Linked DNA regions of Homo sapiens: region 2 is linked to region 1. A link is an interaction called in ENCODE POLR2A ChIA-PET data of the cell type or tissue named here. Cell type or tissue: Panc1. All regions are shown on one strand. Each heading gives the region's core, and the rest is flanking DNA. Links, peaks and the distances in the headings are about the cores only. Region 1 overlaps LOC100130691 (Putative uncharacterized protein FLJ44553). Region 2 has its middle 36 kb from the start of MIR4444-1.

Evidence for each region. ChIA-PET counts read pairs that join two places held together with the same protein. Peaks named below come from ENCODE experiments on the same cell type or tissue, not always from the same donor. Only the 100,000 strongest peaks of a DNase experiment are listed, where the experiment ranks them.
Region 2: POLR2A ChIA-PET joins it to region 1 with 10 read pairs; 2 of 35 experiments call an interaction of 5 or more read pairs at or near these places.

What each region holds. Positions count from the first base shown.
Region 1 is chr2:177,354,152-177,365,738 of GRCh38, forward strand. All of the region lies in intron 1 of LOC100130691 (Putative uncharacterized protein FLJ44553), which reads right to left. Among named protein-coding and RNA genes, the nearest start is that of AGPS, 33 kb to the right of the region's middle. In Panc1, for the core only: no CTCF peak of the experiment used is centred there; no DNase peak of the experiment used is centred there.
Region 2 is chr2:177,170,690-177,182,276 of GRCh38, forward strand. It overlaps the pseudogene STUB1P1. Among named protein-coding and RNA genes, the nearest start is that of MIR4444-1, 36 kb to the right of the region's middle. RefSeq lists an enhancer at 1-10. In Panc1, for the core only: no CTCF peak of the experiment used is centred there; no DNase peak of the experiment used is centred there; H3K27ac peaks cover 5,205 bases.

The DNA.
Region 1 (11,587 bases), core at 2,095-10,094:
GGTGATCCGCCCACCTCGGCCTCCCAAAGTGCTGGGATTACAGGCATAAACCAGTGTGCCCAGCCTATATCACAGTTTCTTTATGCACTCGTTGATTCATGGGCATTTGGGTTGGCTCCACGATTTTGCAACTGCAAATTGTGTTGCTATAAACATGCATGTCCATGTTCTTTTTCGAATAATGACTTGTTTTCCTCTGGGTAGATACCCAGTAGTGGGATTGCTGGATCAAATTTTAGTTCTACTTTTAGCTCTTTAAGGAATCTCCACACTGTTTTCCATACAGGATGTACTAGTTTACATTCCCACCAGCAGTGTAGGAGTGTTCCCTGATCACTGCATCCACACCAACATTTACTGTTTTTTGATTTTTTGATTATCACCATTCTTGTAAGGTGGTATTGCATTGTGGTTTTGATTTGCATTTCCCCGATCATTAGTGATGTTGAGTATTTTTTCATATGTTTGTTCACCGTTTGTATATCTTCTTTTGAGAATTGTCTATTCATATCCTTAGCGCACTTTTTGATGGGATTGTTTGTTTTTCCTTACTGATTTGTTTGAGTTCATTGTAGATTCTGGATATTAGTCCTTTGTCAGATGTATACATTGTGGAGATTTTCTCCCACTCTGTGGGTTGTCTATTTACTCTGCTGACTGTTCCTTTTGCTGTGCAAAAGCTCTTTAGTTTAATTAAGTCCCAACTATTTATCTTTGATTTTATTGCATTTGCTTTTGGGTTCTTGGTCATGAAATCCTTGTCTAAGCCAATGTCTAGAGGGTTTTTCCAATGTTATCTTCTAGAATTTTTACAGTTTCAGGTCCTAGATTTAAGTCCTTAATCCATCTTGAGTTGACTTTTGTATAAGGTGAGAGATGAGGTTCCACTTTTATTCTCCTACATGTGGCTAGCCAATTATCACAGCACCATTTGTTGAAAAGGGTGTCCTTTCCCCACTTTATGTTTTTCTTTGCTCTGTCAAAGATCAGTTGCCCGTAAGTATTTGAGTTTATTTCTGGGTTCTGTATTGTGTTCCATTGGTCTATGAAAAAAATTTTTTTTTGATATATTGTCTTACTCTGTCAGGCTGGAGTGCAGTGGTGCAATCTTGGCTCACTGCAGCCCTGACCTGTCAGGCGCAGGTGATCCTCCCACCTCAGCCTCCTGAGTAGCTGGGACCACAGGCATGTGCCATGAAGGCTGGCTAATTTTTTTTTTTTTTTTTTTTTTGTAGAGACAGGGTTTCATCATGTTGCCCAGGCTGGTCTCAAACTGCTGTACTCAAGCGATCCATCCATCTCGGTCTCCCAAAGTGCTGGGATTACAGGTGTTAGCCACCATGTCCAGCCCATAACTTTTAATGATTCTATTGTCTCCACATAGCAATGAAGGTAGGTATGAGGAGGCTGGCCAGGGATCTTCTGCATATCTGCTCTTGCAAATGGTGGCCTCTGCAGCTAGTGGAGCTCACCAGGATTTGGGCTAGGAGTAATAGTTAACCAAGGCCCTGGAAATCACAACCATTCCAAAAGGGGCATGGACAATGGTTGGACTCCCTTAGTGTTTCAAACGGGGCAGAAATTAAGGGTCAATGGTAACATCTCATCATAAACTTCTTTATTTGAAACACTGATGGGAAGCTTTCTTTCATCTTTTCTGCTTTTTCTTTCCTTTTCTTTCTTTTTTTTTTTCTTAATAGAAACATATCAGAAAAGTCAGCAAGCATAATCCCAAGGAAGGATTTCTGACAAAGAGCCTTTAGATAAAAACATATTTATCAAAAAACAAATTTTTCAGTCAAGGGCCTTTAGACACTGTATCATTTTCTTTCCTTATAACAGATATTCAGACTACTTCTTGGAAGGGCCCCAAATGCCTTGCCTAAGAACAATGGACAAAAGTCGCAGTCTCCTAATTCCATTAGTCAGAAAACATTGTGGTTTCAGAAGTTTTTGCTTATAGGGCATTTTGTAGCGGTATCCTAGACAGGGGTTGACATGGAAACCTGTGTTTCTCCAATAGGGTTTCCATGGCAATTCTATAGATTTTCTCATTTGTTAATAGCAATAGCCTTGGTCTTGATAACTAATATAATAGACCTGAGATTAAAAAGGTGAATCACTCTACTTGGATGGGGTTCCCTTGTCAGGGTCAGAATAATATATTTGGCAACCAACCAGCCTCTGCACAGAATCATCTAGAACTGTGTTAACTAATATGATGTCCATTATCCACATATAGCTATTTAGATTTAAATTAATTAAAGCTAATAAAAATTAAAAATTCAGTTTCTGACTTTCAAGTGCCATTTTTCTAGTGCACATGGGGCTAGTGGTTACCCACTAGACAGCACAGTTATAGGACATTTCTATCATCATAGAAGTTCTGCTGGACAGCATTGATGTAGAAGAATCATTTATCTGTAAATGTATCACTCATTCAATTAGTAATTCATTTAAATTGAGATACCTTCCTTAAATTTTTTCAGTCTCACTATAAACCAGAAACAAAGCAAGGCCGGACATGGTTAATACCTGTAATCGCAGCACTTTGGGAGGCCAAGGCAGGCGGATCACTTGAGCTCAGGAGTTTGAGACCAGCCTGGGCAACATGGTGAAACACCATCACTACAAAAAATATAAAAATTAGCTGGGCATGGTGGCATATGTCTGTGGTCCTAACTACTCAGGCAGGATTGCTTGAGCTCAGGAGGCAGAGGTTGCAGAGAGCTGGTAACAGGCCACTGTGCTCTGGGCTCCAGCCTGGGCATCAGTGCAAGACCCTGTCGAAGGAAAAAAAAGAAAAGAAAAGAAAAGAGAGAAGAGAAAGCAAACAATCCCAGCACCCAATCCTTAAAAGGATTCTTGGCTATTACATTTCATTCAGGGCTTGTAGTAACTGGGGGTAGTGTTTTTGTAACTTGTTAAAAACTATGTTCAAATGTAGCTCCAAGTAGAGGGAGGAAGAGGTCCTTATTAGTGGTGTTTGGGGAAAGGCCCATATTAAAGACATAATCCTCATTGTTCCAGAATTTGAAAATACTCTTGGACAAAGGTTCCCCATATCTCGTATGAATTTAGGGAACCTAAGAAAGTCCTCTGTCTTACTCCCTAAATACATCTTCTCCACCTACTCATCGTGAAACATAAAATTCTCACATATAAGTGGGAGCTAAGTAGTGTGTGTACACATGAACTTAGAGTGTGGAATAGACAATGGAGACTCAGAAGGGTGGGAGGGGAGGGGAAGAAGGATGAGAAATTACGTAATGGGTACATTGTAACATTATTCCAGTGAGGGTTCCACTAAAAGTCCAGACCTCCCCAGGAGGTAGTGTATCCATGTTAGCAAAACTTCACTTGTACCCCTTAAATTTATACAAATAATTTTAAAATAATTTTATATAAATGGAAAACAATTCCCTCAATAGGGAGAAAAAACTTTTATTAGAAAATTAGATATAAAACTTTAACATAAATATCCTTGGGAGAAACACTTAGATATTTAGAAACACTTATGTATTTACTAAGCTGTAAATATCTACCACTTACCAATAGGTTTTCACAGACGGAAGAGAAAGTTCAAAGTTGCTGACTTTCTGGATTGAAATAGAACTGATTGGGGAGAGAAGGATCAAAAGGAGAAAGATTTGCAGTAAGGGTAGATTTTTACTGCCCAACTTTGCCAAAGCTTAGCCTTTGGTATTTAGGGACTATAAAGTGACAATTGGATTGACAGAACAACCATCTCTGGTTTCCATTTGCTTTGAAATTGGGGTCCCCCCAGACCCTGAACAAATTCACTAATTACTCTCAGCATGAGAATGATCAACACTGGTCTAGGCATTTGACTTTTGGTGACAATAAATTACAGAATTTCAGAGTCTGAGGAACTTTGGTAGCATTTTGTCCACTTCATTAGGCCAAGAATTTGAAAATTATCTTCTTCTAAACTTCAGGGTCTATTTCAGGGATATCATAAAATTTTACCTAAATTTTCATTTCTAAATTGCAAAACCTACTAGATTAGATTAGAAGCTTCCTGCCCATCATCCTTAGTCTCCAGCAAAGGGCAAAATACCTTATAATGTTTGTGCATCTGCTGAGCTGCAGTCTCCTATTTTAGAGATAAAGAAAATGAATCCTAGAAAAGGAAAATGTTTTTCCCAAGGTCATGGAGTGAAGTAACAGTAAGACAGTACTAGGACCAAGTCTTCTGTGTGTTCTTTCCACAGCACTGTGCTGATTTCTCACAACTGTTTTCTTTCTTCGAATACTTAGTTGTGGAGGCTGGTACAGCTTCCCACAGTTCAGTTGGGTGCAATTACTGTTTCTGTCTCTTTTATTTTAGTGTTTTTAATTCATTTACTGTCTAGCAGTGCTGAAAGCATCAAATGGGAGTACTTTCTTGTCCTAGGCAAAGATAGTGTAGCATTAAAGAAAAATTACTAGGAAGAAATACAGCAAAATATTATCAGCATATCTCTTGGGTAGTAGAATTACAATATAAATTCAGATCATATATTTAAATAATTTTAAAAGTAAAATTTTTTTAAATTTTAAATTTTTTAATTTTAAAATTTAAAAATTTTAAAAAATGGTTAATTTTACTAATAATATAAATATTTTATTTTCTTTTTAATCTTTTTGTATGCCCATTTTTTTCTAAAATGATCATTAATTTTAAATATTTTATTAATATTTTTCTCATGAATTGCTTTATAATCAGAAAAGAACATTCTACGTAATATATGTATGATATAATATTACAATATATATATGATCTCCTTCTCCTATTTGTATTGTTTGAAAGGATCCTAACTTCATTTACATAGAGCGAAGCAGTGGGCTCCCATTAAAAAGGGTGAAGGATACTTTAATTATCTTACAGATATTTGGACAGTCAAGGAGGGCATTTATTTGTGCCACTCCTTTTCCCGTATTTTCAGCTGAAAGAGCAGACTATTGTCTGAAATGATTGCTGGCTTTGCAGCTGAAACCAGCTCAGTCCCCCTTTTATTCTCAGGCTCTCTGTCTTTTGGCTCCCTGAAAATGTGCAGCCTTTTTTCATTCTCGCCAACGTACTGATTTCCATACATATCATACACATATATATTTTTTTAAATTTTAATTAATTAATTAATTAGAGATAGGGTCTGGCTCTGTTGCCCAGGCTGGAGTGCAGTGGCACAATCTTGGCTCACTGCAAACTCTGCCTCCTGGGCTCAAGTCATCCTCCCATCTCAGCCTCCTGAGTAGCTGGCACTATAGGTGTGCACCACCATGCCTGGCTAATTTTTGTACTTTTTGTAGAGATGAGATTTTGTCATTTGCCCATGCTGGTCTCAAACTACACATATCTTTTTTTTGGAAAAAATCCTTACTTATCCACGTAATGCAAGACAACAAAAAAGTATAAACTATTAATCGTAGGGGTAGATTTTGTATTTCACTTAGCAGGTAAAATGTTATTGAGTTAATTTCCTTAACATTGCACCTCACCCTTCTAAAACACATAAAAAGGAGTATAATCCTAGGCTTTTGTATGCTAGAAATAAAAATAAATTAAAAATGATCCTCAGAAACTATTGATGTGTGTGTGTGTGTGTGTGTGTGTGTGTGTGTGTGTCAGAGAGATACAGAGAAAAGACAGGATGGCTTTACTCTTCTGTGGGTCAGCCTAGATATGTTTTAAGGTGTTTAAGGTGTTTTTCTGCATTCATTAAAAAAATTCTAATGAAATTCCATAAAATTTAAATTCTGTCTCTTTCAAAAGACAGAAAATATAGAAAATTTGAATCTCTCAATTATCATCTCATGTATTTATGTTTCTTTCCCCTTTCAGCTTCCTTCTCCTTTTCTGAACCCCAACCACCCTCACCATACCAGTTCCCTGATGCTACTAATCAAAATAAAAAATCTGAAAACAGCATCTGTTTTGCTACTTTTCAGCTATGCCCAGATATTAACCATTAACCTATTTATGCTGGAGATTGCAATTTTTTTGTGTGTGTGAAAAATCAGAACTTGGCGATGATCTTGAGCAGTAGGATATAAATAACTCCCACAAGCTTAGCATTCCAATAATGGAACACTAGGCATACATATTAGGAGTCTAAGAAGCTGTGCCAATTTGCTACTGACATTTTTCTACTTAATAGTGTAGGTAATATATATTGTAAAAACATACACATTTTACCCAAGGGACTTAGTAAAATAAAGCTATTTCATTTGGGTTTTAAAAAAATGCAGCCAAACATATTTTCTGCCAAAGCTGTCTCTCATGCAAAACCTTGGCTCACCAAGCCAGATATGTCCTTCCTCGTTACATTTCTTTTTTTTGCCATAAAAACTGCTTTCTTCAGTTTCTTATTCTCCGGGGCCATGTGTGAAGGTCAGAACCTATCCAAGACATAATGGAGTAGACTATCCAGTTCAGCTAATGATTTCAATGTTTTTTTATGGAAAAATACCTTCTGGAACCCCATGTTAGTAACTCAAATAAAGGAGGTGTCAGGACAAAGGCAGCCAGTGAAGGAGGCCCTTCCTTTCTTGTTTTCCCTTTTTCTTGCTCCCCTTTGCCTCTTGCTCTCCATCTACAATTTTTTTTTTTTTTTTGAAAAAGGGTCTGACTCTGTCACCCAGGCTGGAGTGCAGTGGCATGATCATGGCTCACTGAAGCTTTGATCTCCCAGGCTCAGGTGATCCTCCTACCTCAGCCTCCCAGGTAGCTAGGATCACAGGTGTGCCCCACCACACCTGGCTAATTTTATTTTTTGTACAGACGAGCTCTTACTATGTTGCTCAAGCTGCTCTTTAACTCCTCAGCTCAAGCAATCCACTTGCCTTGGCCTCCCAAAGTGCTAGGATTACAGGTGTAAGCCATTGCACCTAGCCTGAGTTCTTTTAGACAGTGTTGAAATTGTATCACTGTATCCTTATTTCATTATGATGAGTGGTATTGATAAATAAGGTCTAGGTTCACGTGTAGGTGCAAATGTAGATAAAGGATGTGGCACCTAACTATCAATTCTTTATACACTTAGCAGATATGGTTGAGGTGCCTTTTGCCTGGTCTTACTTCCAGGGGTTAATTCCTAACGTATTCTTTGGTTGCCTTCTCATTGAAGTTTAGCTGTAAGCCTAGGATTTAACTAGACACAAAGATACACAGTGTTTAGAATTTACTACAAAACAGTACGTGAATTTTCTTTTACAAAACTGTTACTTTTGGGTTTCTTTACATTTAAAATAGATTTTGGGGCCCGGCGCTGTGGCTCACGTCTGTAATCCCAGCACTTTGGGAGGCTGAGGTGGGGAGTTGCTTGAGTACGGGAGTTCGAGATCAGCCTGGGTAACATAGTGAAACCTGTCTTTACAAAAAAATACAAAAATTAGCTGGGCATGATGGTGTGCACCTGTGGTCCCAGCTACTTGGGAGGCTGAGGTGGGAGAATTGCTTGATCCTGGGAGGTTGAGTCTGCAGTGAGCTGTGATTGCGCCACTACACTCCATCCTGGGTGACAGAGCAAGACCCTGTCTCAAAGGGAAAAAAAAATAGATTTTGAGGGCAAAGAGGGACATGCGAGATAATGTCTCTGGGAGTGGGAGAGCACTGTACAATAAAGTACATTGAAGGCAGCAGAAAGGTAAAAAAAAAAAAAAAAAACAGTGAGAAGTTAGCATTCATTTCCCAGGGCCTTGCCCAGTCATCTTGACCTTGCCATTGAGCCCACAATACTTTTGCTATAATCTTCTGCAAGGCTGGATCCAGGCAAGCTTGTAAAAAGAAAAATAAAGTTAAACTTTGTTTTTGCAATTCCTCCAAGTGGCCCCTCCCTTCCTTAATCTTAAATCCTTCATACGCTTCTTTTGCAATCTCCTAATCACTCCTAAGGGCTACCTACATCAGTAACCCTCTACCAACTCCATGCCCGAAAGCATCCCAGGCTTTTCTTCCTCTTCTGTCTTGATTTCATTGCCAGAAAACTCTGCCCTGGTGCCTAGTGGTACCCTTGTATCTGTCCTTATCTGTGATGAGGTTGCGAGATAGCTTTATGATATCTTTACTCCCTCTGCATGCCAGCAACTTCATGTGTGAAGCTTGAACTACTACCTGTAGGTGGTAACTTCCAAATCTAAACATTTCTATGTGTTACAACTGTAGGCATCTCAAAATCAATGTCTGAAAACTGAACTTATTGTTTCCCCTGCAAACATGCTCTTCCTTTTCTGATGTTAATTCATTTCTCAGTAGATCAGGCTTGAAAACTGCTAAAATTTTACACTAGTAAAAGTTTAAATGTTATCCATATCCTCAGATTTCTCTAATTTCCTATCAGAATGAATCCCTCTCCATCCACTGTACCCTGGCAGTACTTTGCTTATATCTACAGTAGAGCATCTGGGATCAATCATCTTGTATATATTGGTAGTCATTTCTAAGGATGTATATGCTTCTTTGTAAAACCCTGCAAGTCTCAGTCTATCTTTTCCCAGCCTTCCTAACTAGATCCTGGCATAGCAGATGGGGGTGGCAGGGGCGGGGTGTCACAAACTATAGAAATTGAAGCCTCAACTGAAGTATGTGCTTCAATGTTGGCTAGGTTCTCAAGTATGTCTTTACTTAGCACACTCTCTCATTCTCTTCTGCAACTATTCCAATCGTGACTGTTCCGTTCCTCAGACATCCTTCCCTTGCCACCTCCCTGCCTCACTCTCAGCAAATAGTCTTGCTTCCTCCTTCAATTACTTCAATCAGAAAAATTGATAACACCAAGGAAGAGCTTCTTTCTAAGAAAGTACTCACTAGGCAAGAAATCTTTCTTTACCTGACTTGTATCTTGACTCCATTAGACCTACTGCTCTTTCTTCATCTGTAGAATTGGGATGATATTAGTGCCTACCCTAAAGTATTACTGTAAGGATTAAATGGGACAACCTATGTGTTGAGTGGAATACTGTGCACTAATTCAAGAGGAGTACTCCACTTTTTCCCATTGCACCTTGACACAGGAGTTACCAAGGAAAACATAACATAACCCTTTACATAGTGAAGGGTTATGTTACATAGACAGTGAAGAGACAGTGCAAGATCAACTGCAACAGTGTGCCTCAGTCCCCCGTGGCTAGACCATCTCTTCCAGCAGAACAATGTGCCTATGTGCACTCCTTCCACCTATCACAGAGGCAGGACTCCTCCTTCTCCTGTGTGGAGTCTGAAATATTGAAAGCCTGGGATGCGTCTGAGGGCCACTGAGATACACACGTCAGCAGAGGCCAGGAATATTCATGGAGTCTGCAACAGGGAAAGATACTCCTACACAAGGTGATAAGCCCAGCACAGGCTGCGTAGGCGGTTCATCTCTTGGTTAGGAAGTGTTCCAGGCTCAAGCCCATCCTTATGTGGCTGAACGGGGATCCAGAGACTGCACGAGACTGCCTTTCTCAACACTCTGCAAACCACTTAGCACAGTGCCTGGCATAGAGCAGGTCCTCATAAATATGAATTAATGATATTACTAATAACTTTCTCTCTCCTACCCTTTTTTCTTTGTTCCTGCCCAGTAGAAAAGGTCGCCCTCTTTCTGTCTGTGGCTAATTCCACCTCACTGTGATTTACCTCCCCTCCTCGCTGTCTTTTCAGTTACTGAGTCTAATTAGGCACCCTTCCCTCAAATTCCTGTCTTAACCTTTCCTCTCTATTTGGCTCTTTCCCCTTAGAATATAACAAAGAGTTTCAAATCTCCTCATTGCCAAATAACCCTCCTTCAACACCGCATCTCTCTCTGTCCCTTCCCATGTTATTCCCATCCCTGCATAGCCACATTTCTCAGAAGGCCAGTCTATACTTATTACTCTTACTTCCTCACAGCCTCAGTCCACTGCAAGCCCCCTCCCTCCCAATGTTGCCCTGATAACACTCCCACCAACGTCTCTAATAACCCCTTGATTGCTAAATCCAGTGGACATGCCAGTTTTTCATTTGGGGCTCTGATGTTTCTGGCCAAACCCTCCTTGAAATTCTATCCTCTCCCTCTGATCCTGGTTTTCTGTTTTGTTTTGGATTTATTTCTACATCCCTGGCCAGTTCATCTTAGCCTCCCTCATGGGCCACTCTTTTTCCATTCCACACTTAAATGTTGATACTCTTCTCATCCTTGGCTGTGGCTGGCCCCTCTGTTCTTTTCCCTCAATTCCTCAGTGACTTCACCCATCCAGAAGGTTTCAACTACTACTTTTCTCCTGATGGTTAGGAATTTTATATTTCATACCCTGGGTTTCCCACAGGTTTCTACTGCAGGACTCCTCTTAGGCATTAGCATGCTAATGGGCTTTGTGGCTCTTTGGGAGAGGGAGTGACAGTGATCAGAGTTTCTCACATTTATTTGACCATAAAACTTTTTTTTTCCTTGGGGAATCTTACAGGACTAGCACTCTGGGAAACACACCTTGGACAATGATGTTCTGTCCTATTTCCAGTCTGATTTCAAGTGTCTCCCCTGGGTGCCCTGAAGCACCCGTGCATACTTCTCTCTAGTCCTCACCATGATGTACATGTCTGATTCCCCCACAATATCCTTCAAGGCAGGACATACATCTTCGTATCTATTGCCTGGCACAGTGTCTTGCATACGGAGGTTGCCTTAAAAATGTCTGATGAGTGAATGGATAAAGGAATGAATGGTAACCTACCTTTTCCTGGCACAGATCAGAATATTCTACTACAGTTAAAGTAGTCCAAATTGGGTAGGACTTGAATCTGAGGATTGATGTTGAACACCTTGTGTTACGTGTTACAGTAACTGCAAAGAAATATGAGACAAACTCTTTTTCCTCAAGGCAGACAAAATGAACTTAAATGAAACTATCTGAGAATGTTTAAATGTTAAGCTGTATGGATATAATTGTAAATACTATGGGTACTCTTAGTTCGTAGAGGTCACTGAGATCTATGGTAGTTAGATTGGCTAGAGAATATTATAAATGGTGCTTTAGTAAGGTTATTTTGACAGGAATGCATGCAAGAGTAATTCAAAATGGGGAGCCTAGAGAAGGCTAGATTGTCCAGGAATGAGGAGATGTGGTCTGGCATAGGCTATGGCTGCGGAATTAGCAAGGAAAAGGAGATTCTGCTTCTGGTAAAACTTGGTAATAGTTGGAATAGATGTGAAAGGATAGGAGACAAGTCAAGAAGGCTTTCAGGTCTCTTTCTGAGAACTTCACTCTGTCTACAATGCTGTTGCGAATTCAAGCTAAATGTCAAAGACAAAGCTACTAATCTTCTCATCCCAACTATATACTTGCTTCTTCTACTTTACTATTTGTTTAATGTTTAATTATAATTTTGAATTCTTATTCTTTTATCCAGGGAATTAGCAAGCCCATAAAACTTGGTCATTCATTTCAATTACAGCTTCCATGTATAGATACACTGAACTTATATGTGTAAATGTGAGTGTTTGTGTGTGTAATAAACTTCCTGGGTCTGTTAAAAAGGCTCAATTTTGTCCAATTGGCTGAATTTATCTTATGGCTAGTACAAGAAGTTTTTATTACATAGATTTAGCTTAGTATCATCTTCAAA
Region 2 (11,587 bases), core at 1,163-9,162, 180 kb before region 1:
GTTCAAAAAACAAGCCAGAAACAAGCCTTTGTATACGTTAGGAAAAGATGCCCTGCATTAGAGCCCGGCCAAGGGAGAGATGGGGGCAGGTAACTGCAGTCCAAAACTGAGCAGCCACTCCTAGAAGCTCTGCTTGAAATTCATGCTGTTAAGACAAGCGACCAAAAGTATTTAACTCCTGCATTGACCTAGGCACCTCTCCTCCCAGCAGTTACCTGGGAAAGATACTCAGAATCAATGAGAAATGGGAAATCAAAGAACCTGCTATGGACTGAATTGTATCCCCTCCAAAATGCATATCTTGAAGCCCGAACCCCAGTGTGATGGTATTTGGAGAGGTGACCTTTGGGAGGTATTAAATAAAATTTACATGAGGCCATTGGTTTGGACTTGTTGCCAGTAAACTGAGTTTTTTCCCCACTTTGTATTGATGGCAAAGGAAGAATGTCCAGTTGGAAAAGGCAATCAGGTTTTATTCACTGGCCAAGAAGGAAGAAGGGGAGGCTCTCGCTCTAAACGCCCCTTCTCCCTGAACAGTAGAAGTTATGGGTACTTTAGGGACTGGGTATAGGGAGGGAGAGGGATGTTAGCATGTGCAGGGTGGGACTCCAGACACACAGGCTTAATTCAAAAACATACATCTTCATACAATGCATGTACAGAAAATGGAAGAGATTTTTCTTTTAGGGGAGGGATTTTAGCATTATAATGATATGTTAATGATCTGAAGGCAACTAGGGATCACTGTTGCAGTTTGCGCTGGTTAGCAGGTCTTATCTCCTTCTGGTATCTTGCCAGGGGTCAAAAAGCTCTGGCGCCATTCTGGCCTGTCTGGTTTCTTTAAGCAGCTGTGCCTATAAATAAAGCGACTAAAGGAAAGCATTTAAAAGAGGAACTTTCCCAGTTATTTCATCAGGGCTGCCCCAGTAACAGACAGCTTCTATGCCAGGCCCCAAAAGGCTAGACCAAAATGGAGTCACTCATGCCACATAATCAAACTAAAACTTTAAGGAAGCAGGGAAAACCCCAAACAGAGTGTTATCCCGAAAACAGAAGGTTCACAGCTACCAATCAGAAAGGCCCCAGTCAACCTGAGCTGGCAAGAAAAGGAAGTTCCCTCTACTTTAACCCTTACAAGGAAAGGTAACCTGATGAAGTAACCTGATGTTAACCATTCCTCTTTCTTAAAAATTCTTGTTTGGCTGGGCGCAGCGACTGATGCCTGTAATCCCAGCACTTTGGGAGGCCAAGGTTGGAGGATCACTTGACTGCAGGAATTTGAGACCAGCCTGAGCAACAGCACGAAACTCTGTCTTTATTATTTTTTGAAAAGTATATTTAAAATTTTTTTAAATCATTGTTTCCTTGTTCCCACCTTACAAAAATAAACTGCTCTGTCATGCCCAGCAGAGTGCCTTTTCTAAATTGTTAAATGAGATGCTCTCTTATTTGTGAATTGCTAATAAAAGCCAATCTGATCTTCAAACTAAATTTGTTGTAACTTTGTCTTTTGGCAGAGGTGATGAGGGTTTAGATGATGTCATGATAGTGGGGCCCTCATAATGGGATAAGTGCCCTTATGAGGGAACAGCAGAGAACTTGCTTCCTCCCCACCCCACCCCAGCCCCCATGTAAGGGTACAGGGAGAAGGTGGCTTTGCACTAGACAGGAAAAGAGCCCTCACCAGGGAACCAAATCAGCTGTCTCCTTGATGGCTTGGCTATCCCAGCCTCCAGAATTGTGAGAAACAAATTCCTATTGTCTAAGTCACCCAGCCTGTGGTATTTTGTTATGGCATCCCTAGCTGACTAAGCCAGAACCATACACCTAAAATCCCAATACAGAGATCTCTGGCTAATAGGCCAAAGTACACAATTTATACTCTAAAGGGGTTCTCTCCCTCCCCTTAAGCCCAAGCCCAGTTTTGGCATCTTCCTACACCAGTTAGCCTCTTGGGATAAGAGAAGAAAGTAAAAAATAGCTATATTGTGACCTGAAATCTGACCTGGCAAAGCCTGATAAAGGAGCTGGGAAGGGTGGGGTGGTGACCTAAGGAAGAGTGATTTAATGATTAAATCACCAACACTTTATTATAACATAGTTGATGGTGAGTTCTCAAAATGCAATTTTAGGGAGCCACTACACTAAGCAGGTGAAGAAAATATCAGAAAACCAAAAGTAATGTGGGATAAGTCAATACAGTATTCCAATACCAGAACCCAAAAGGAACAAAAATGTTAGCAAGAACTTAAATATTGACCTTGCTCTCTGGTCCATAAAATATAGAGGAGTAGCATTTTTTCTGGAACAAATCCATTTCTATAATTACTTAACTGACTAATCCAATACGGCTAAATTTACTAAACTCCAAGTTTACAACCAAGAGTTTTTCTTTCTTCTGAGGTATCTTAGAACATTTTAAAGTACTTTAAACTGTCATTTTATATAGTTATTAGAATGCTAGTGGTATGTAATGTAATAGTTTTAGTTTATGTAGTATATGTAATGCTATAGTTTTAATAAATAATAAAATTAATGCAGTCTCTTAAATAGTGATGTAAAATGATTCATTGTTCTTCAAATTATAATATTCACTATGTATGTTAACTTGGAAAAAAGGAAAATATCCAACTGGGAAATGGTTTTCAAACTTTTTTGTATCCATAAAACCTTTTTCAAAAACTATGCTTGGCTGGGTGTGGTGTCTCGTGTTTGTAATCCCAGCACTTTGGGAGGCCAAGAGGGTGGATCACTTGAGGTCAGGAGTACGAGACCAGCCTGGCCAACATGGTGAAACCCCATCTCTACCAAAAATACAAAAATTAGCCTGGCGTGGTGGCATATGCCTGTAATCCCAGATACTCAGGAGGCTGAGGCAGGAGAATCACTTGAACCCAGGAGGCGGAGGTTGCAGTGAGCTGAGATTGCTCACTGATGAACTGCCACTGCACTCCAGCCTGGGCAACAGAGTGAGATTCCGTCTCAAAAAAAAAAAAAAAAGCTATGCTTTACACAGACATTCCCTAGAAATACAAATAAAAGCAATAAAAGCAGATCTGGTAATAATTCCCTAGAAATAATAATTCCCTAGAAATACAAATAAAAGCATCAGTTTTGCTGGTAAATGTTTAACAAGGAGCTCTCTAAGAGAAATGGATTTGGAAGTTTGCTGCTTTCTATGGTGTAAATGCTCCCACCATGACCATTACACAGTGCAGAGTCAGGAAAGGAAGCATACATTCTAGTATTGTAAGTGGCACACCTCCACGCAGACCAGCACCCTCAGAACTCTTTCCCCCTGCTATCTTAATGCCCCAAGGGGCACAGTTTGAAAACTCATTGTAAGATAACTTTGTGCAGGGTATCTCTTTGATGGTTATCTCTAAAATTGATAAATTGCTGCTTATCGATAGTTGGAAATACTGTTTTCCTAGTCTTATGATTTTAATGAAGATCTTATAAAATACACAGTAGGAATTTAGTACACCAATAGAAGATTTTTCATGCTCATTTAAATAACCTTTTGACCTTCATGCCATGACATTCCCAATATATACTTTAGACATATTTTTTCCTCAAATTTAATGTTGTATGGAATTCTAAAAAGGGCACATAAACTAATTCTTAGAAATTTGCTTTTAAAATTATATAGGGGCACACAGACATCTTAGTCCCTACCCTCTTCCTCTGTCTCCTTTTCCTTCTTTTTCTCTCATCTTTCTCCCTCCCTTTCCTTCACTGTCTCTCTCTGAAAGTTATAATAAATTTGGAGAAGTTCAGCCTTGTTGAACGAGGAAGCAGAGTGAATTTCAAGCCTTTATCATTCCCAGCCTTAGAATTGAAAGATACGGGCCTTTTGACTTGGGGGAGTCTAGAGAGAAGGCCAGAAGCAAGTGACCCTCCTTCTACTGTTTGTGTCTGAGAAAGCCCAGGGAGTCGGAATGGTCTGCTACGGTCACATGACAGACAAATGCCCAGTCTGAGAATGCTGAGGAAAAGCATGACAGTCACATATGGGAATAATCCTCAAAAGGATAAAAGGAGGAACTGATTAGGAAACCCAGTTTTTGCCACTTCTTGGCAATAGCTATGTTTTTTTTCCCTCCTTTTACGTGTTTGCTCTCTTGTTAGCAAATAACCACTCTGTTGGGGTTTTTTTTTCTTCTTTTCAGGACTCTCTGTAGCCAACTTCTTGGGTTTTGGGTTTTGTTTTTGTTTTTGTTTGTAATATTATAGATTATGCTCTCAGGGAATTGGAAATAAACATTTCCTCACACATGCTATGAATCAACGGTGAAATACTTGCAGGTCAGATTGAGCTAACCAAGCTAACCAAAGGTGGGAAGCCCAAACTGCAGTTAAGAGCAGAGCCCTAGGCTATCCTTCCTAGCCTGCAGCCCCAGGCTGCCCTCAGTTTACAGTTTGTTTGTTTGTTTGTTTGTTTGTTTGTTTGTTTGTTTGTTTTTGTGAAAGCAAGGAGCCAAATGATCTATTCTCATTCCAGACAATATTTAGATACCACACCCTGGCCGGGCATGGTGGCTCGTGCCTGTAATCCCAGCACTTTGGGAGGCCGAGGAGGGGGTGGATCACCTGAGGTTAGGAGTTCAAGACCAGCCTGGCCAACATGATGAAACCCCGTCTCTACTAAAAATACAAAAATTAGCCAGATGTCGTGGTGGGCACCTATAATCCCAGCTACTCGGGAGGCTGAGGCAGGAGAATCGCTTGAACCCAGGAGGCGGAGGTTGTAGCGAGCCGAGATCGCACCATTGCACTCCAGCCTAGGCAACAAGAGCAAAACTCTGTCTTAAAAAAAAACAATACCACACCCTGCCTTCACCAAGCAGGGACTTATCTGAGACTGTGCCCTCTGCCTGGGGGGCAGGTAGTGGCTCTAGGAAGAGAAAGCAGACAAGGGAGGAAGCGGAATGTGTCTTCTGAATCAGGCTGGGTATATTGAGGACTTGGGGAGAGGGGCTTCTAAAGGGCTAAAGACTTTCAACAGGAACCATAGGAGAGGTTCTAGAATGTGCTAATTTAGGAAAGGAGGGTTCCAACAAGGAGCAAACATAGGAGAGGACAGAAAGCAATTCCAGTTACTAGAGCCCAAGATATGCCGGTGATGTGCCAGTCAGGTGGCTGGGGAAAGAGCAGTGTCAATACTGGAAAGGAAATCTGGTGCACTAGAGCACTCAGGCAAAAGCCCACTTAACCAGGAACAAAAGAGCCAAAAGAGCCAATTCATCCTAAACCTGGGAATAGAAGAATGCCACAGTAACCAGCAGGGGAGACTAAGGGGACAGGCTGGAAGAGCTAACATTCACACCATGTGCCAGGTATGATTCTAAACACTTTCATGTGTTCGCTTGTTTAACCACCAGCAACAGCTCTGTGCCATGGAGGTTATTAGCATCCCCTTTTACAGAAGAAAAAACTGAGAAACCAAGCATATACAGCTGGTAAGTAACGTAGTCTGGGTGCAAAACCACGAAGCTCATGAGCTTAAGAAGCATCCTATCACATAACCCAAAGAAGCAGCATACAGACCAAAACTGGGAAGAACAAGTTAATGTTTCCTAGTGAGTAACATGAAATTGTATTCTTACAATTTACCTCATCCATCAGTATATTGTGCTCTGAGATTCTTTCATATATAGCAAAGGCATTTGTTCACACGACAGATTCTGAGCACAATGTACAACAACCAACATATACATTGATTTGGCAAATACTTACTGGTCACCTCCCTCTTCCAGGCCTTAGGCTAGATGATAGGAATTCCTGGAATTTACAGTTAAGTGCAAGAACTTCATGGTCACAAATTATTACTGGAGAACGCAAAATAAATAAAAGCCCTCAAGTTTTAGCCAGGTGTGGTGGTGCACACCTGCAGTTCCAGCTACTTGGGAGACAGAGGCACAAGAATCGCTTGAACCCAGGAGGTGAAGGATGCAATAAGCCAAGATTTCGCCACTGCACTGCAGCCTAGGTGGACAGAGTGAGACCCTGCCTCAAAACAAAACAAAACCTCAGGTTTAAAAAAAAATACATTGACTTTAATTTTAAACACTATCTATTACTGATTACTCATCATGTACCAAAAACTTCACAGGTAATTGCAATGTTGCTATAATAACCCTGCACCTATTTTAAGATGAAGAAAAGTAGGCACTGAAAAGTTAAAAAAATTAGCTGTAGTCAGAGTAAATAAGTGGCAGAGATTTAAATCTAGATCCTTCTGATAGGAAAGTTCATGCTCCCTTGTGGCTCTACACTGAAATACAGAAATCCTGTAAAAAGGATGAAAGTCAGTGATAGTGAACTAAAGCTCCATGGACTTTCTAAATCATAATCACAATTTTTCTTGTAGTTAGAATATGTGAATTTTTACAAAAAGTCCATATGTGTATTGGGCAGGGAGTGGATTTGGGAGCAGGGCCATGTTGGATCAAAGGCCTGCTAGTTCTGAAGTAGTCTTTATAGAAAATACGTGGCCCAATGCAGTGGCTCATGCCTGTAATCCCAGCACTTTGGGAAGCCAAGGCAAGTGGATCACGAGGTCAAGAGATCAAGACCATCCTGGCCAACATGGTGAAACCCCATCTTTACTAAAAATACAAAAATTAGCTGAGCGTGGTGGCTCGAGCCTGTAGTCCCAGCTACTTGGGAGGCTGAGGCAGGAGAATCGCTTGAACCCGGGAGGCAGAGGTTGCAGTGAACCGAAATAGCGCCACTGCACTCCAGCCTGGTGACAGAGACTCCGTCTTAAAAAAAAAATACATACATATATATATATATATATACACACACACACACACATATATATATACGTGTATATATATACGTATATATGTATATATACGTATATATACATATATATGTATATATGTGTATATATATGTATATATGTATATATGTGTATATATGTATATATGTATATATATATGTATATATATGTATATATATGTGTGTATATATATTTAGTTTAATGATAAAAAAATATTTGGCCTACAAGCATTGGCTGAACTTTGGGGACGACATTCCCAGCGCTCTTCGAATCGCGAAGCAGCGCTGAAACAGCATCGAGGAAGGGCGCATCCACCAGGAGAGCGAGCTGCACTCCTACCTCTCGAGGCTCATTGCGGCAGAGCGTGAGAGGGAGCTCGAAGAGTGCCAACGGAACCATAAGGGTGATGAAGACGACAGCCAGGTCCGGGCCCAGCAGGCCTGCAATGAGGCCAAGCACGTGAGGGTGCCCCCCGCCCACATGACAAATACATGGCGGACATGGATGAGCTCTTCTCTCAGGTGGACGAGAAGAGGAAGAAGTACGACATCCCCAAATACCTGTGCTGTAAGATCAGTTTTGAGCTGATGCGGGAGCTATGCATCACGCCCACTGGCATCTCCTATGACCGCAAGGACATCGAGGAGCACCTGCAGCGCGTGGATCATTTTGACCCTGTGACCTGGAGCCCCCTAACCCAGAAACAGTTCATCCCCAACCTGGCCATGAAGGAGGTCATTGACGCATTCATCTCTGAGAACGGCTGGGTTGAGGACTACTGAGGCACCCAGCCCTGTCGGGCGTCCTGGTCCAGGAGGGCCCTGGGCAGAAGCCCCCAGCCCCTGTACACAGTTTGTGTCCCTGGCCACCCCGCCCGCTTCCCCCCAAGTTCTGCTGTTGGGCTCAGGACTGTTCCCCTCTCTGCATAGCTCTTGCTAGGCCGTGATCCTCCCCGTCCCCTGTTCTGGGCTGGAAAAGCAGGTGAGGGTGGGCTGGGCTGGGGCCACTGCCACCACTGTCTAATAAAATCCGTGAGCATTCAAACATATATATAAATATATATATTATATATATTATATATAATATATAATATATATAAAATATATATTATATATATAAAGGATATATATAATATATATATAAAGGATATATATATAATATATATATAAAGGATATATATAATATATATAAAGGATATATATATATAATATATATAAAGGATATATATATAATATATATATAAAGGATATATATAATATATATAAAGGATATATATATATAAAGGATATATATATATATATATATATATATATATCTCCTTTAAATTGCTCCTTTTTTGAGGGTGTTTAAAGGTAAAGGCATTCTCAGGGAAGACTTAAGGTATGATGGAGACCTTTACCTAATTCCTCACCTAGTGTTGGGGGTGGGATGAAGTCCACTTAGTAAAGCCCTTAACTTTATTTGCATTTCTGTTAGAAAGCTCCCTCCCAGGTGGCAAACTGATCTCAATATTCTCTTCCCTTACAGGCTGGTGAAAAAGCCTGGGGCAGTTTGAGTCATGGATCCCCCATTTTGATTCCTGTTTTGGTGGAAACACAAAGTAACCTAAGGCAGGTAAAGGTAGCACTTTCTCCAGAACTATCCTCAAAATTGATGTTTTGTCTCATTACACACACACACACACACACACACACACACAACCACGATCCAGTAGATATGTGTAAACATGACCCAAGAAGAATGAAAAGAATAATTACAGAACAATGTTAACTTTAAAAAAATCACAAGATATATAAATTTAGAAAGGAGGCTTTATTTTTTGTAAAGAGTGACAGCCTGCAAAGTGGCCATCCTGCAGGCTGGGAAGCACAGCCTCCAGCAAAGACCAGAGACAAACATTCAGAGGGAGTGAGAGGTAAGACAGGAATTTAAGTTTATTGAGTGGCCGAACACACATATTCAATCGGTTGTAGGATGAGCTATGAATATTCATGAAGATAGTCCTGATGCATGCCTACTGAACAAATATGCATGTTACAGATGACCCATGTTTACCTTGGGGTGGAGACTTAACATTTAAATGTATTACAATTAGGACCTATGCATCAAAAGGTCTTGTCAGGACATAAAGACACTCAAGTTGTGCAGCCTCTGTAAACTCACCCGAACCAGTCCTCGATTGGTAGCCTTCCTAACAAGAGAAATTTACTGAGACCAGGCACCTGTAATCTCTCCCAACACTTTGGGAGGCTGAGGCAGGAAAATTGCTTGAACCCAGGAGTTCACAACCAGCCTGGACAACACAGTGAGACTGCTACAAAAAATATAAAAGTTAGCCAGGCATGGTGGGGTGCATCTGTAGCCCCAGCTACTCAGGAAGCTGAAGTGGAAGGATTGATTGAGCCAGAGATGTCCAGGGTGCAGTGAGCCATGATCATGCCACTGCACTCCAGCCTGAGTGACAGAGCAAGACAGCAGAAGCTCTTTAGTTTAATTAGATCCCATTTGTCAATTTTGGCTTTGGTTGCCATTGCTTTTGGTGTTTTAGACATGAAGTCCTTGCCCATGCCTATGTCCTGAATGGTAATGCCTAGGTTTTCTTCTAGGGTTTTTATGGTTTTAGGTCTAACGTTTAAGTCTTTAATCCATCTTGAATTGATTTTTGTATAAGGTGTAAGGAAGGGATCCAGTTTCAGCTTTCTATATACGGCTAGCCAGTTTTCCCAGCACCATTTATTAAATAGGGAATCCTTTCCCCATTGCTTGTTTGTCAAAACATTTTCAAATGATTATACATTGTTCTAAGGGTGAATGCAAAAACCTTGGGAAAATTTTCTTCTTTGAATAAAGTTCACTGTACTTATTCCCACTCTCCAGATACACTGTACCTGTGGCATTTCTCTGTGTACCAGTTTTATTACTGTTGTACTTAATATGTGAGAAATGATTTGTTGTCTAGGAGACACCAATAAAAGCAGAACTTAAGGCATGTATATTTCGAAAGCGAAAAAAGTCAACAGGTTATATATATAGTGTCATAAATATTTATAACATTCATCAATTTCAAAGGCTTCTAGTTATTTGACTTATGCTGTTTGGTTAACGCCTACATTACTATAAATGATCTCAGGATCATGAAAGGCCTTTAAAAAGAGTGTTAGTATATTAATATGACCTGAGGCTTGAAAAAGCATTTCCATTTATGACTCAAAATAGAACATAAAAGAATGCTAAAACACCAATGCTATATTGTACAATTCGGGAGAATAAAGTCAGTGAGATCCTAAGTTCCACAAAGGCAGGGACCCAAATGTGTTTTACTCAATGTTGTATGTGCAGCACTTAGCACTACTGACTGACACAAGGTGAGTAATCGGTTAGTAAATGTTTAGTTAGAATACATGGAAGGGGATATGTTATGGAAAATCAATGGGTGAGCATTTCACAAATTCTAGTATGAATCCCTTTTTACAGTTTTGGCCAAATTTATTACTCTTGCTGTAAATAAGGTCTTTGCATAGAAAATCAAATATTTTAAAATCATGATGATTATTAAGACTGTGTAGTCCTGTGTATATTGTCAGGACTCTTGGTTGCAAATGACAGAAACCCCACTCCGCTTATTTTAGGCAAATAAGGAAAATGTTTTTTGCTCACAAAACTAGATACATATAAAATTCCAGTTTCTGGCCATGTGCAGTGACTCAGGCCCATAATCCTAGCACTTTGGGAGGCTAAGGCGGGCAGATTGCTTGAGTCCAGGAGTTCAAGACTAGGCTGGGCAACATGGCGAAACCCCATCTCTACAAAAAATACAAAAATTAGCTAGGTGTGGTGGCACACACCTATAGTCCCAGCTACTCTGGAGGCTGAGGTGGGAAGATCACTTGAGCCAGGAAGGCAGAGATGGCAGTGAGCCCAGATTGCGCTACTGCACTCCAGCCTGGGTAATGGAGTGAGACCCTGTTTCAAAAAAATAATAATAAAATAAAATTCCAGTTTCCAAGCTGGCTTCAGCATAGCTCTTTCCAGATGCTCAAATGATGTCCTCAGGAATACTTTCTCTCTCTCTCTCTATCTCACTCGCTCTCTCTCTCTAGCTTCCCTTCCTGCATGCTTTCCTTATTAGCTTTATTCTCAGGCAGGTTTTCTGCGTATGATGGGAAATGTGGCCCCTGCAGTTCACAGAGCTCTTATAGGGTCCCTCTTTGAACATCTGTATCAGCTGCCGAAAACATGGTTGGCCCTGTCCATGGTCACAAGCTCATTCTTAGATCAATCTCTGTTTCCAAAAGAGTAGGGTACCATGACTGGCCAACCATAATCACTCAGAGCAAGGGAGAGACAGTTCTCAAAATATAGGCTATGGAACAAACAACTTACATATCTATGAAGCTGTGCAAAGGACTTAAAATATAACACTAAGTTGTTTTAAAGGATGGAGAATCATGTATTTATTAGGATGATATTGTTATTGATTCATAGGTTAGCCAAGTTCAAAATTAAAGTCTTAACTTGTCAAAAGATATTATTCTACTTCCAAAATTATATGTTTTGTAATAAATCTAATTTTCCTGAATTTAAATAAGGAAATCAGAAAATTTCCAAGTCAGAAAAGAGAAGAAATCGTCAATTGCTTGAAAATCAGATCTTTAGAGGCTGGGTGTGGTGGCTCACGCCTGTAATACCAGCACTTTGGGAGGCTGAGGCAGTCGGATCACAAGGTCAGGAGATCGAGACCATCCTGGCTAACACAGCGAAACCCCATCTCTACTAAAAAACACAAAAAATTAGCCG